Linked DNA regions of Mus musculus: region 2 is linked to region 1. Evidence: chromatin contacts called from ENCODE Hi-C data. All regions are on one chromosome and are shown on one strand. Each heading gives the region's core, a stretch centred on a gene start or an enhancer-like site at or near the end of the contact. The rest is flanking DNA. Distances are from core to core; before and after follow the strand shown.

The links. Hi-C counts contacts between places; a loop is a spot of excess contacts on that map.
Region 2: a loop to region 1 is called in a map of heart, with 3 times the contacts of the local background. The contact joins the promoter of A930035F09Rik here to the enhancer-like site in region 1. A Hi-C loop is called at or near these places in 4 of 37 maps with a recorded cell type or tissue (adrenal gland, heart and left cerebral cortex).

Annotation. Positions count from the first base shown.
Region 1 is chr8:127,854,717-127,861,311 of GRCm38, reverse strand. No RefSeq gene overlaps it. Among named protein-coding and RNA genes, the nearest start is that of Gm32590, 52 kb to the right of the region's middle. Within about 2 kb of position 4,416, at least 1 of the 3 ENCODE cell types and tissues checked has a DNase peak (open chromatin) inside an H3K27ac peak, as active enhancers do; it is heart, where a contact is called at or near this core.
Region 2 is chr8:128,353,860-128,360,890 of GRCm38, reverse strand. It overlaps A930035F09Rik (a long non-coding RNA gene), which reads left to right and starts at 2,654. Exons shown (of 3, transcript XR_879381.3): 1 at 2,654-3,510. Nrp1 (neuropilin 1) reads right to left here and starts at 1,818. Exons shown (of 17, transcript NM_008737.2): 1 at 1,259-1,818. The coding sequence starts at 1,331. It overlaps Mir1903 (microRNA 1903), which reads right to left and starts at 1,650; the gene lies at 1,571-1,650.

The sequences.
Region 1 (6,595 bases), core at 3,167-5,666:
TGTCATTTAAACAATTAAGTCAAATTCAATGAAAACTCCAATCAGTCTGGTTGTATTTCAAGGGGACAGGATGCCTTGGCTTCTCCCAGTGTGACTGGGGTAAGCAGGGCTGCATGGTTTTCTTTCCTTTCTAGAGTCTTCTGGTATGGAGATGAGGGACAGTCCCCAAACCTCGGCTTGTCCTGCTCACAAGCAGGACCGACTCTGTCTCTTGGGAATCCTGCCAGAGAGGAACTAGCTTCACTTACCAATAATTTGCTGTCGAGGCAAATTGCCATCTTCCCTGGAACTGTTTCTGACTTGCTGGGGGTGTGAAAGGATGAGGTTGTTCTACTCATCTCTCAAATGTCCCAAGATGAGAAAAGCATCCCTAAGTCTGGCTTACCTTGCTACTCTCTGGGCTGTGTTCCTTCCTTTCTGTGAACCTTTTGCTTTCATCCTTTTGATCCACTGGGTGTTATCTCAGCTTTTAACTGCATCCCTTGTGATGTTTTCCCAAGTAAGGGACACTGTGCTGCCATCAGACACTTGTGTTGAACTTTGCCATGTCATCTTTTATTACTTTGTGTTTTGGAACAAATACAAAGAGATTTTTAATTTTCATCTTTGTTCTTTTCTGTTTTTTTTTTCTTTTTATTATCTAAAAACAATTAAGACACCAACCGGAACTCTTCTTTTGTTGTACTGGAAACAAACCCCATCATACTCGGTGTTCCCTATAATTGAATTATTGAAGCTTGATGTCATTTTGGTTTCCATGCAGAACAGCCTCCTAATAGCAATTTCAGCCCTTCCTCAGCTGGATAACCAGCCAGAGTGCCAACTCTCTAAGGTACCTGAGATCGAATCTGACAAGGCCATAATCTCATTTTCTTTATCTGTATTATATCATTTCTTGCCACTTAACTGTTCTTAACATTGTTTGTATTGCCTTTGTTATACTTGTGAATGAAGTTAATGAAAGCATCACCACGTGAAACACCTGGATATTTTTGTAGAACAATTTTAGTGGAGTCAATGTGACTCTGTCAGATACTATTCTAACCACACCCTTTTCAAACACAGTATTAATTAGTCATCTTTTTTCTATTTCATTCATTTAGTTATTTTGATCAGTTTTGTTAACAGCTGTATATGGCCCTGCTGATCTTTTAAATAAGCATCAGGTTGAAATGGTGGTCTCTGGTTTTCTTCTGGATAATCAGTTTTCAATATAATGGCCAATTGATAATTATTGCATTTTTATAATTTCTCTTACGGAGGCACCAGTTCTTGACTTAGAAACAAGGCTGGCCTTCTTAACTACATGTGGAAATAATACCCTTGTTATTACAGGGAAAGACTCGAGGCTGCCATTTTAATACAGTCCAAAATGCATCAAGTGTCCAACAAATGATTGTCACAGGGTCGAAGGAGATCGAGAGGCTTCATTCTTAGTTTCCAGGAAACCCATGTGTACTTGCCTTGCTAAAGCACACTTCAGCACTTGCTTTTTCCAAGCCCCTGTGAAGGACACAAGGGCAAATACCCCCTCTTTATAACCAAGTCACCTTCACTATCTGCCATCTTGGTACAGATGGAAGAAATGGTTGAGCATGGCAGATATGTAGTAAATTCTATGGATAAACATTTCCAGAACTTACTTCAGCCAATGTGCAGTTGGTTTGTGAAGGTGAGCTGCAGTCACTGTGCAGGTAGCTGCTTAACAAACAGCATTGAGATCTGGGAGAATGTTCAGACATTGCACATCCAAGCATAGAATCCTGCTGTATCCGGGGCCAGTGGGGAAGTCTGCCCTTTCCACCAGTACTTCTGGGTTCTAGCAGTTGTCACCTATCACAAATTAACCTTCCTTATTTCTGAAAGAAATCTGCTTTGATAATTTTCAAGCATTATCCCTTGTCAACAAGGAGTTGCTCTGTTATTTGCAGTATAATAGGCTTCAAATTGAGCCTTTTGTTATAGAAAGGACATCTCTCAGTACTTTCTGAAGTCCAGAGTCAAAAAAAAAAAAAAAAAAAAACCCTGACTCTCCAAATGTCACCCGCATTCATTTGGCCACATTGCATTGTTCCCGTGCCAAGGGAGCAGTGCCACCAGTGAGCTTTGGAGTAGGAAGAATGAGTTTGGATTTCATTAAAATTTTGAATTTTCTTTGTCAGGAAAGAAAAATTCCTTCTATTCTCTTAAGTTTACTATCTAGAAAACCATAAGAAAAACTGATGGGAGACTTTGGTAAGAACAAATAAGGAAGGCTTGCGATTGGGGTCAGGGTAGAGTATGCATTTAGCATGTAGAGAGCTCTGCATTCTGTTGATCTTACCATCACACACAGAAAAGTCAGGAAAAGAAGCAGAAAATATAAAAGAAAGGAAGGGAAGTAAAGAATATAACAGGGGAGAGGAAGAGGGAGAGAAGAAAAAGAGGAGAGGAGAGTAGGGGGAAGGAGAGGAGAGAGGAGTGGGGAGGGAGGGAGTGAAGGGAAGGGAAAGAGGAGAGGAGAGGGGAGGACAGGAGAGGACAGGAGAGGACAGGAGAGGAGGGGAAATTAAGTCAATGTGATGATGGTTCAGAGGGTAAAAGTGTTTTCTGTGCAAAGCTGACAACCTAAGTTTCGTCCTCAGAAGTCTTACAAAGGTGAAAGGAGAGAACAGACTCTAAAGTTGTCCTCTGATCTCCATAGGTGAGTGGTGGCACATGTACATATAAACACAGACCCCTCCCACCCCCCTCCCCCCACACGTACAAATAACAACAGTAATAATAATGTTTAATAGCTTAATCATATCAAAAGATAAAGGAAAGACAGATTTTTTTTTTAATTCACGCATTATGCTCGATTTCACAGAAAGTTACAACTCAAACCTGGACTAAATTTGAAGCTATATACCATTTTAGTAGGGGAAAGAAAAGAAGTGGAAAAAGACATTTGTGGGAAAACAGACAACTTTTAGGAAAAGCATGATAGCTTCATGAGTGTCTGTCTGAGCCATTTTTATTCAGTGCCAACTTCTGGTCTCTGGTGACAGCATCAGGGAGTGGACTGTGGGGGTTGAATTCTTTTAATCAGAGAAGGAGACGTCAGGAAAACATATTGCATGTTCATATGTGTTCTTGCAGCTGAGCTAGTGGGGGTGTGTAAACACACACAAAGGAGGGAAGGAGGGAAGGAAGGAGGGAAGGAGGAAAGGAGGAGGGAAAGAAGGAGGGAAGGAGGGAGGGAGGGAGGGAGAGAGAGAGAGAGAGAGAGAGAGAGAGAGAGAGAGAGAGAGAGAGAGAGCGTGCAGTGGTGATGATGAAGAGTCTGTGGATCTCAAAACAGCTAAAAGAGATGCCTTTGGGTAGGACTATGAAGGAATTCCCAGAAAGAATTAACTGAAGTGAAAAAAGACCTTCCACCACAATGGGCAGCACCTTTGAGCATTGTCCCACTTATGAAAAAAATCTGAGGGAAAGCTTGCACCTGTCTGACTTTACTTCTTGCTGGAGATTATGTCTGTCCTGTTGATGTTCCTCCAATCTTTTGCTAGCATCAAAACCCATTTCCTTTGCCAGTGGAGGCTGGAGAGCCATTCTCCAAGAATCTTTGGATCTTTAGCACCAGATGGAGACAGCTGAGGCATCTACATGGACCAGGTAGTTACAGGTTCTCAGGCTTGCTGGCACAAAGATGGACAATGGTGTTCTGGGTTCTTCCAGGCCTGTGGTTCATCTTCCAAGGAAGGTCAGTGAGTATAACGTTTGGTTATCAGAGGAAGTGTTGCCTGCTCTGATGAGTTACTGCCAGGCCATGTAAACTGTTCTTCCTATGGACTCTAATCATAATACGATTGCTGTTGAATGTAGGGACAGGTAGGCGGTTTGTAGTCTCACCAGCAAGGGAGCCAGGCTTCTGCTATTTCTTTGGTTTATTTATCAGCTAGTCTATTCTTTTATTTGCCAGCTTGTAGCACAAACCTTTCGATCAGGATTAATGCTTCTGGTGATGTTGTCACCTAGACTTTAAAATGACTGACACTTCATCCCTTCGTTCTGATTCGGAAGTGTCCTGACATCCAGATCTTATTTAAACTACTTTTTTTTGCCTCATTTATTATTTTATTTAAACTCAATGCATAAAATGTAAAAACATATTAACATATAGGCTAAAGCCTATGGCAAACATTCCAGACCACATGCAATAGGCAACAAGATAAAATAACTAGGATCAGGCACACATTTTCCCCACAATGCACCTGTACCTCTTGCAGGAATTTATCTCAGAAAATGCTGTGCCCCACTCTAGCCCTGTGGATTAGCTCTTTGCAGTCGCAGTTTCCTGGGAACAGCAGGCACCCCCATGGGAGAATATCAAGCTGTCTTGCCATCTCGCTGAGAGCTTCAGAGAAGGTCAAGCCAAGGTCAGTCCTTCAGGCATACTGATCTCAGTGATAACCAGAACTGGCTGCCAGAAACTTGAATGTAACTTCCAAGAGCGTTCAGAAGCCCCTCCTAAATATTAGGACTGTGACATTTTCAGTCACATGTCAAGGGCTATCACACAGCACTGTCCCAGTAAGCTCTTAATTTCTGATTCCTATACTTCTAAATCCTGGGGTCTTTTTCTTTCCAGAGAATAAGAAGCCCAGGCTTCCCACATCAGTATTCCATCAAAGAAATCTAATGAGATAGCGTCTTGCAAAGATTAGCCAAGTACTAGCAGGACAAGGCTGGCTCATGGAGCCCAAGCCAAGTTCCCAGAGAAGGAAGTTGGACTCTGCCCTTCCTGTCTCTTTTCATTTCTTCAGTTCCCAGGGATCTTGGACTGCCCATTGTTTATTCAATTGTCTGACATGGAGCCAGTATATGATCTGTCCTCTGTCTTCAAAATCAAACTATCTCATTTCCAACTTCCATAACTTGGGACTTGCACTAGGGTAAGTTATCACGAAGTTAATAGGTCTCTTCATCAAGGTTACACTGTGCTAGTTAATTTCCATACTTCACTCAGTTGGATTAAGAAACACCTAGGGGGCTGTCAAGATAGCATAGCAGGCAAGGGAGCTTGTTTCTAAGTCTGGAAACCTGGGCATAAACGTAGAGCTTCACAAGAGCTGGGAAAGTGATAGAGCAAATGAGCCCCACTCCCAGACTCCCTCTGTTGTAAAGGAAATGAGACGCCCCATCTGTGTGTGCACTTGTTTAAGTGATTTGGTTTGAAGAGAAGCATCTGCCTGCGTCCACTCTGAGGGAGGGGTCTCCAGTGCATGCCTGCTCTCCAGCTGCAGGGAAGAACAAGGACAATCCTGGGGCCTCTGGGAAACCTTCAAAATCCCTGGCAGGCAAGATAGCAGATTTCCCTGAAGGGGGGAATTGCCAAGAGTTCTGTAATAGAAGGCTTTTTACCAGCAGCCCATAGTCCCTGTCCCTGCTTCTTCATTTCCTAAACCCAAGTAAAAGGAACAATATGAAGCCAGTACAGGATCCATGGAGAACACGTCTCCAAACACCCACCCACATTCAAAGAGAGCCAAAAGCCTGTATATTTGGCAGTGTGTAGATAAAACAACCATTTTTAAATAGAACACTTTACATCTTTATTAGGATGTTGGGCAGCATGTATTTATTTACTTATACATGCCCTGCCTACTTCTCAAAGACCTGGATATGGCAATATCAGAAGATCGCCTTGGGTTATAATTTTCTCTGGAAACCCAGTGCTGTGATTCATTACAAACACGGTGTTGGAAGAGAGAGGGAGCCGGCTTATGTAAACATAGCATAACGCTATTAACTGAAGCATCAGATTAAAATAACAAACATTATATTAGGTATAAAATCAAATCTGCGGTTGTATCTTAAAAGTATGGATAGGAAAACATAATCATTTCAACTAGACTAGAGCATTTTATTATAACAGAGTTAATTTGCATTTATCTACATGTCTGACATCAACACAATCTCAGACACAAACTTCCTAAGATGAAGCTATTACCACAGGATTTGGGTTAAATTTGCACAGAATAAAAATTCAGTTGGCCTTTCAGAAGGAACATATTTTTATGTCACACCTATACTAAGATTTAATTTTTTAACATAATTCATGCAGCATAGCCACTAAAGGATACAACCAAATTATAAAAAGCTTGGCAACACTAAAAGCTACTGGCTGGAGAAATTTCTGTAAAACAGATACTTTATATACACAGGTGATGGCGGCATCACTTGAGGAATTATGGTACCAGACAGACCTTCATCACCATAATGGTGTCTCTTTAATAAAAAACTGAAAGTAAGTGGATAGAATTGTTTTCAAATTATATAAGCATTAGTTTTCAATCTGTGGAACTTAAGAATGTGTTTTCTCGGCTGAGAGATGTTAACCTGTTTATTCAGGATAAAATGTATTTATATATAAATATTTTGAGTGTATATTAGTACACAACATCAAACCACTACATTTCTTTCCTTCATTTCATTTCTGTAAAAATGTATTATTATTTTTATTTTTTAACATTAGATACAATCTTATCTCTACTTGACTGGCCTCAAACATGCTATATAGCCAGATCTTGAACTTTGAATCCTGCCTCAACCTTCCAGTACTGGGATTATA
Region 2 (7,031 bases), core at 1,405-3,904, 500 kb before region 1:
GAAGGATAACCGTTTGAGTTCTAAACATTTGAGTTCTTTCTGTTAGAGGAAAAAGATATTTCATTCCCTGCCAGAGTATAGAAGCACTCCACCAACTCAGGTTCATTAACAAATTGAACTCCACATTCATGATTTTTTGAGTGTTTGGCTTCCCTTCCAGAGTATATAGGAAGATGCCGCCAACTCGAATTCATTAATAAATTGAATTCCAGCCGTGTTCACAAAAATTTTGCATATCTTTTGAGAACACTGCTTGGTACCTGTTGGGGGAGATCTATAGTTGAAATCACAAAACCTGGGGAAAGCACATTAAGGAGATTAACTTCTATCATAAAGGAGTGATTTAAATTCTTCCTGGTAGAGCCCTCCGCTCAGCTCTTATTAAAACAATATACTACAATAAGTGGTAGATGCACTTTTCTCCTAATTACTTTGATTGAAATCTGAGCCAGACAAAGTAAACATTTAGCTATTAGTTAATAATAATGATGAAGATCTACTGTTCCGATCAGCCCTTGCCTAGCCTTCAGCACCTTTCCAGGGGACGTGGAACACATTTGTACCAGATCCCATTTTAAACACACTCTTTATGTTCCAAGGCACTGTTTATACCCAGGACTGCCTTTCATTTACTTAACAGTGAGTGGTTTTAAAAGCCAACTGGAAGCTGCAACAGGGTTACGAATTCTCAGACACGCTGGTACCTCACACTGAATAGATCCAAAGCCTTTATTGACAGTGCGACTTTCATTCATACTTCAGACTGATCACAGACGGTTTACAAAGGCAGCGGAGAGTTCCAGCGCCAAGACTGACCGCTATCTCTCTGTGTCGCCCACCAGAGGAAACCGAGCAGGGGTGTTTTGAGGAGAACCAGGAAGTCCTCCCGGTGAAGTGTTCATTAACTCTCAGCAGCCATCAGATTTTTGAAAGGGAGTCTCATTTAATTGCCTCTGGGAGGAAACATTATTAAGATAATTGGTGTGCTGATCTGGGAAGGTAGGCAGCTCTGTCTCGAAACAGAGGCAGGAGAAGCCAGCAACCAACTGGAGCAGGGGGCCGAGGGTTTGTGGTCCTCCTGCCCCAGACGCCCTGACTTCTCCGTTCCTTGCGCAGGCAAGTTTCCTGCGCCCGGCAGCCGTGCGCGCGTCCCGTGGCTGGGGCTGGAAGTCCCGTGGCTGGGGCTGGAACCCCTTCGCCCGAGGGGACTCGGCAGCCCCGGGCACTCTGGTTGCTCCCGTCTCCGGCTGTCACTTACCGCTGCGGAAAGCGCCCGCCAGGGCGAGGGCAAGGGCGAGCGTGGCGCACAGCAACGGCAGCCCCCTCTCCATCCTCCTTCGCCAAGCCAGTCCCCAGGCAGCCGCAGGAGAACACGATTGCGCGGACGAAAAACCAGCAAACGATAATCTTAACAATCCGAAACGCTCTTAAGTCCGCCTAAGAACCAGAAAATCCTCAGCGGGTCTTGGCGGGGAAGGCTAGCGGCGAGGCAATGCCTGAATTCGCGAGAAGCGCTTTTCTTTTTGTGTCTCAAGTCGCCTGCATCCTGTCATTTAGCTCCGATTTCCTCTCCCTTTTCCCACACTTGTTCCTCTTCCAGGAGCCACTGCCCGGGCCATGTCTCAGGAAGAAGAAGAAGGAGGAAAAAAAAGAGGGGAGGAGTTGCGAGGAGGAGGGGAGAGGGCGGGCGACACACCAAAGCCAATTTCTAGAGGGAAAGAAAAAAAAAATCCCGCTTGATTCTGGACGGGTTGGAGCCGAGGAGCTGGCGCCCAGAGGAGGTCCGGGTTGTCTGCGGGAAGGAGAGAGAGCAATGAAAAGATGAGCGGGAGAGCAAGGACTTTCTCCACTGGCACCCGCCTCTCTCTCCGACCTCCCCCTCCCTCCCAGAGCCCTTCCCTCCCTTCCTCCCGCCCCCTCCCCGCACAGCTCTGCCAGTGATTGCCTGGCTGGAGATTCAGAGACACAAGTTTCTCTCCGCGTGCTTTCCCGGTTGGTCCTCTGGGCTCCCCCCTCCACCCCACCTCCGGGTACCCTGCTGTGCTCTCCGCGGGAAGAAGGTCACTAGGGAGCAGGTTGTCTGCGCCCAGAGCGCAAGGTCACGTATGTGTGTCAGAAGGGGCAGTACAAGTGGTACCAGCCCCAGTGGCAGGCTAGTCTACCTTGACGAGATCTCTGCACCCCAGAACTGAACTAGGCTGCTCGTGTAGGCGAGGATCCTGGAGTCAAGGAGTTCCGAGAGACCGGGGTTAGCTGCTACTTCACGGAACTCCTAATCCCTAGGTACCGGCGCCCCCGGAGGCGTGGATCGCGCTGTCAGTCCCCGCTTTCACTTCCTGGGTGTCAGCCTGAGGTTTGGGGCAGGAAGCAGTCGGGCGCTCCAGGACGCTCCGAGTAGGACTTAGACTAAAAGAAGAACGCCTTGGTTGTTCTGCGAGACACGCTGTTGATCTTAGAGAACTGTGACCCAGTCTGCCACGTAAAGCATAGGCAGACTTTCTTAGAGCACGGACCCTGGCTGCAGCGGAACAAGGTCTCCTCGCCGTGCATAAAGGCGAGGATGGGTACCTGATACCCCCATCCCCACCCCTGACGCTTCAGGCTGCATTGTTCCCCGAGATTTGGTCCCCTCTTCTTTGGGGTTACATGAGCTCGGAGGATGGATGGTGGCGCGCCTTTCAGCTAGGGGGCAGCCGCCAACAGTCGCAGACCAGCCACGTAGAACTCCAAGAATCTGAATCAGGGGTCGAGGGACCCATTTCTGTGCACACCGAGGGAAGGATAAGACTGGCAACGACCCCTTGTGAGGGTGACAGGATGATCTTTGCAAGGGTCTCCTAGTGCCAGGTTTAGATTACAGGCAATTGTGTCTACTGATCCTCCAGCCTCATACGCCACCCACTTACGAGGTGCGTCCCTGGTGTCTGCCCAGTGCCTCCCCTCCCCCATGTAGTCCGGTTCCATCCTCGAGGGCTTTCCGAGAACTGCAGCAGGTGGCTTTGGTTTATGAATAGCAAGGACACCCAGGGACATAAACTGGTTGAGGCTTCTGATCAAGTACATATACCGGGCTCAATGACCTCCGAAGGAGCTGGTGGGTAAGGTGAAAAGGTCATACGCCTTCTGGGAAGTGGCATTTATAGACATACTGCCACCACAGAGACTGACTCCTACCTGGTACAAGGGGTTGCAAAGATTTGGGAATGCTGGCAAGGAGACTCTGGTCAAAGGTTTTGGCTGAAAAACTAGGGTCATTCAGGGAGAAAGATCGCTCAGGACACTGGTGCCCTAGGCCAGGACTCTGCGTTGGATGTCTGGGCTGGGCGCTGAATTGAGGCTTGTCCGTTGTGCGGATCTCCCTCCTGGGCTCCCGCGCAGGACCCACTGGCTCCAGAGTCCAGCCTTCTTTCCGGCCCTGGTTACCAGCCCCGCCTCCAACGCAGCCTCTCCCTCCCTGCCCCACCGCAGCGCCAACCCTGCGTGCAGAGAGCCAGCCCCGGAGCGCCCCCGGTTAGTCGCCCCTAGCTTCCTCTTTGGTTCTCCGACCCTTTGGAACTCCGGGTGGGTTGGTTGGGCGTGCCAGAAGGCCGGGAGTCAAACGCCTGAGTCGAGCGGAAGGGGCAGTCGTGAGGCCGTTGGCCCTCTGCAGGCAAGGTCTAGGCGATAGCCGCGCCCAGGGTAAAGCTAGGGGAACGAGAGTGGCGGCGGCGGGGGGGGGGGGGGGGGGGGGGCGGCAGCCCTGGCGATGTGCCACACGGAGCGCGTGTCCCCGCCTCCCTGCGCCAGGCATCGGGCGCATCCTTGCCAATTCCAACTATGTTGGGCAAGCCTTAGATTCAGGGTGACCCCGCGCCACCCTAGTCCTGGAGTCCAACGGACAGGCGCCTCGCCGGACTTGGCGAGTCGACATAAGAGGGAAACCAGGCCAAAATTGTGGAGATCCAGATCCTTGTCTCTTTCCGAAGAGGAACCCCTTTGCCTGGCTAGCCCAGGCGAAGCTGAAGCCTGTATTTAACCAATCTGCCCTGGGTCGGGTGAGATAAGGGGCACACTTAGGACACTTGAGTGATCAACTGGTGCGCCCTGGAAGGGACAGTTCCCCATACCCAGAAACAAGAAGCTTGGGGAACCAGTGAAAGACTCCTAGTTTTCTGGCTCAGCCCCTAAGTTCTCTTGATAGCTTTTCTCGGTTGTAAGGCATGCCCTGTGTGTACTTTAGGGGAAACATACTTAAAGCTATTGTTTCTCATTTTCCAGAACTGAGGCTTTCCTAGACACTTTTTCTTTTCCACAGTGGGTCTGAGAAATGGAGCCAAGCCACTCTAATAAATAATTGCCAGCTAGTGCGTAGGTATACTGCTAACCGTTCTGGTTAACAACCTTTTCCTGTGCCATAGGATCCCATCAAGAGAGACAGGCCATTTTAGATACCTGTACTTCTCCACCCAGGGAAACAGAGTGGCTTTATAGGAGAGCAAGTGTGAGACAGAGGAAGAATTTGGCAGTATTCCTAGTTTGATTTTATTTTGGTCTCGTGCACATATCCCTCTTCTTGATATCACAGATCTGCCTAGGAGACAGGGTCTGCTTCTACCTTCGGGTGATTTATCTATCTGCTGCCCTAACCGTGCTGGATAGAGGCTGTCCATGGTCAGTTCCACCTCAGGGGCTGCTGAGGTTGGGGCCTGTTTGAGCACAGCCAGTATGAACTAGCTGGGTGGAAAAACCTTGCTCCTTTCACCAAGCCACATCACTTTGCTAGAAATAAGAGAGTCATTGCTCCCAGAAGGCCTTTGGACCACCTAGTTCTCAAGGGTACAATATGGGGATCCCAGTGTAGCTCAAAACCACATCAAGTGCAGTCAAGATTATGCATTGTGTTGTTTTTAAAGTCAAACCTATGGCAATAAAGAAACAAAGAATTCTTAGGAGCTAACCAACATCTAACATGGAAGAAGAGAAACTGCAGTTTACACATTTGGTGGTATGGGGCCCCGATCCCAGCACTCTGGAACAGGAGGCATGAGGATCAGGGTTTCAAGGTCAGAGTGAGTTCAAGGTCAGTCTGTGCTACCTGAGACACTGCCTTCACAGAACAAAGAAACTTAGAAAAAAAAAAAAAAGAGAGAGAGAGAATCCCTTTGGGTCAGGAGAGATGGCATTGTGGTGAAGGGAAGGTTTTGCTCTTTCAAGTTCAGTTCCCAACAGTTACACTGGATAATTCAAGACTACCTATACCTACAGTTCCCAGGGATCCAATACCCTCTTCTAAACTCCACAGGCACTTCCACTTACATGAGTATACCCAGGCATATGTACACACAATTAAAATAAGTTTAAACACTCTAAATGAGACAGTTTCCTTAAAATGATACCTTTATGAAACAACTGTCATGCAAAAGTTGTCTCTTGGGGATCCTGCTATAGGTATCTGGATTTGTAGTGGCAGAAGAGAATAAATAAAGAAATCTTTAATTTTGTTTCTTTTTAAAAAGCTACTTTAGTTTTTGTTACTTTTGATTATGTGTGTGTGTCCACACATGGTATGTATATGTGAGTGCAGGTGGCCACAGACCAGAGTTGTCAGATGCCCTGGATCTGGAATTACAGATGGTTGTTAGCTGCCCAATGTGGATGCTGGGAGCTGAAGCTAGGTTCTCTGGGAGGACAGCGGGTACACCCAACCTTGGTACCATCTCTCTAGCCCTCATTTCTGTTTCTCTAAGTAGTATAGACATGAATGCTTTCTAAAACCTACAGGATAAGATTTCAAAGCAAAGTCTTTGTGATCTGAATATCCCCTGACACAGGTGGACAGGGCTAAATTCTGAGTCATGCTGGTGGAGTCACAGCCTTTGGGGTTAGATTTTGAAAACAGTATTTAGTCTGAAACAGTAACCGGTGATTAATCTGCCTTCCATGAACTACTTCTTGGGGCAGGGGTTGAGATTGAGACACTGTCTGTGTAATTTACCAACATGCTGGGATCACAAATTTCCAACCACACTACCTGGCTGAATTCTATCTAAATTAGGAAAATAAAAACAACAGACAGAAACACTCAGCAAGCAAAATTTAAAATATCATTAGAGAGAACGAATTCAAAATTTCCAAGGAGCAAGCAAAGCAGAGGATTGGCGACTCAAAGTCTTTAGTCACATAATTCCAAGTGACTAAAGAATAAAAAGTTTAAATTATGCTGAAAGATCAATAAGAAAATCATTATTAAAATAGTCAAAAGCTCAAAACAGGGCTGCTGATATATTTGAGTTGATAGAATGCTTTCCTAACATGCAAGCTAGGTTCAATCCCAGCAGCACACAAAAACCAAGCAGAGCTGGGCCTATCTGCAATCCTGGCACTCTGAATGTAGAAGCTGGGGGAATTCAGAGTTCAAGGTCGTCCTTGGTTAAGGGAGTTTGAAGCTAGCTTAGACTACATGAGATGCTGTCAAAAGGAAGAAAGAAGAAAGAAAGCCTCAAAACATAGTTAATAATTGTTTAATTTATCCCAGAATAACTTAATTTAAAGAATTCCACCACACTGGCAGTTGCATGGAGAATGGGTGGTCTGTGGAATTAGGGAAGAAGATGAGTTTTGACATACTGCTCTGAACTCACAGTGGGAAGAAAGGGGAAGCAAGGAGTTCATGCAGTTAGAGAGTGAAGCTAACCGGACAGGCAGGTTGCTATGGCAACAGAGGAGCAGGTGTTGTCAAGAAAGACCCTGCAGGACTCAATCCTCCATAACTATAGGGGTTTTAGTGGCCACATGGGCATGGACACTGAAGAAGGCTGTCTTGGAAGAAAGTTGGACTTTGACTAGTTTCAGTTTCTGCCCCTTTCTGGATGAGTTTGTAATCCAAACCATTACTTGGCTTTGAGGTGATGAGTGTATGGGTCACTGAAGTGTAGTTGGTGGTAGTAAAGTGGCAGGAAGGATGACAAAGTGAGAGGACAGAAAAGGAAAGCCATAGGCAGAATTTTCATAAACATGTATTATTTACCTTGGAGCACGGGGGCCAGGAAATG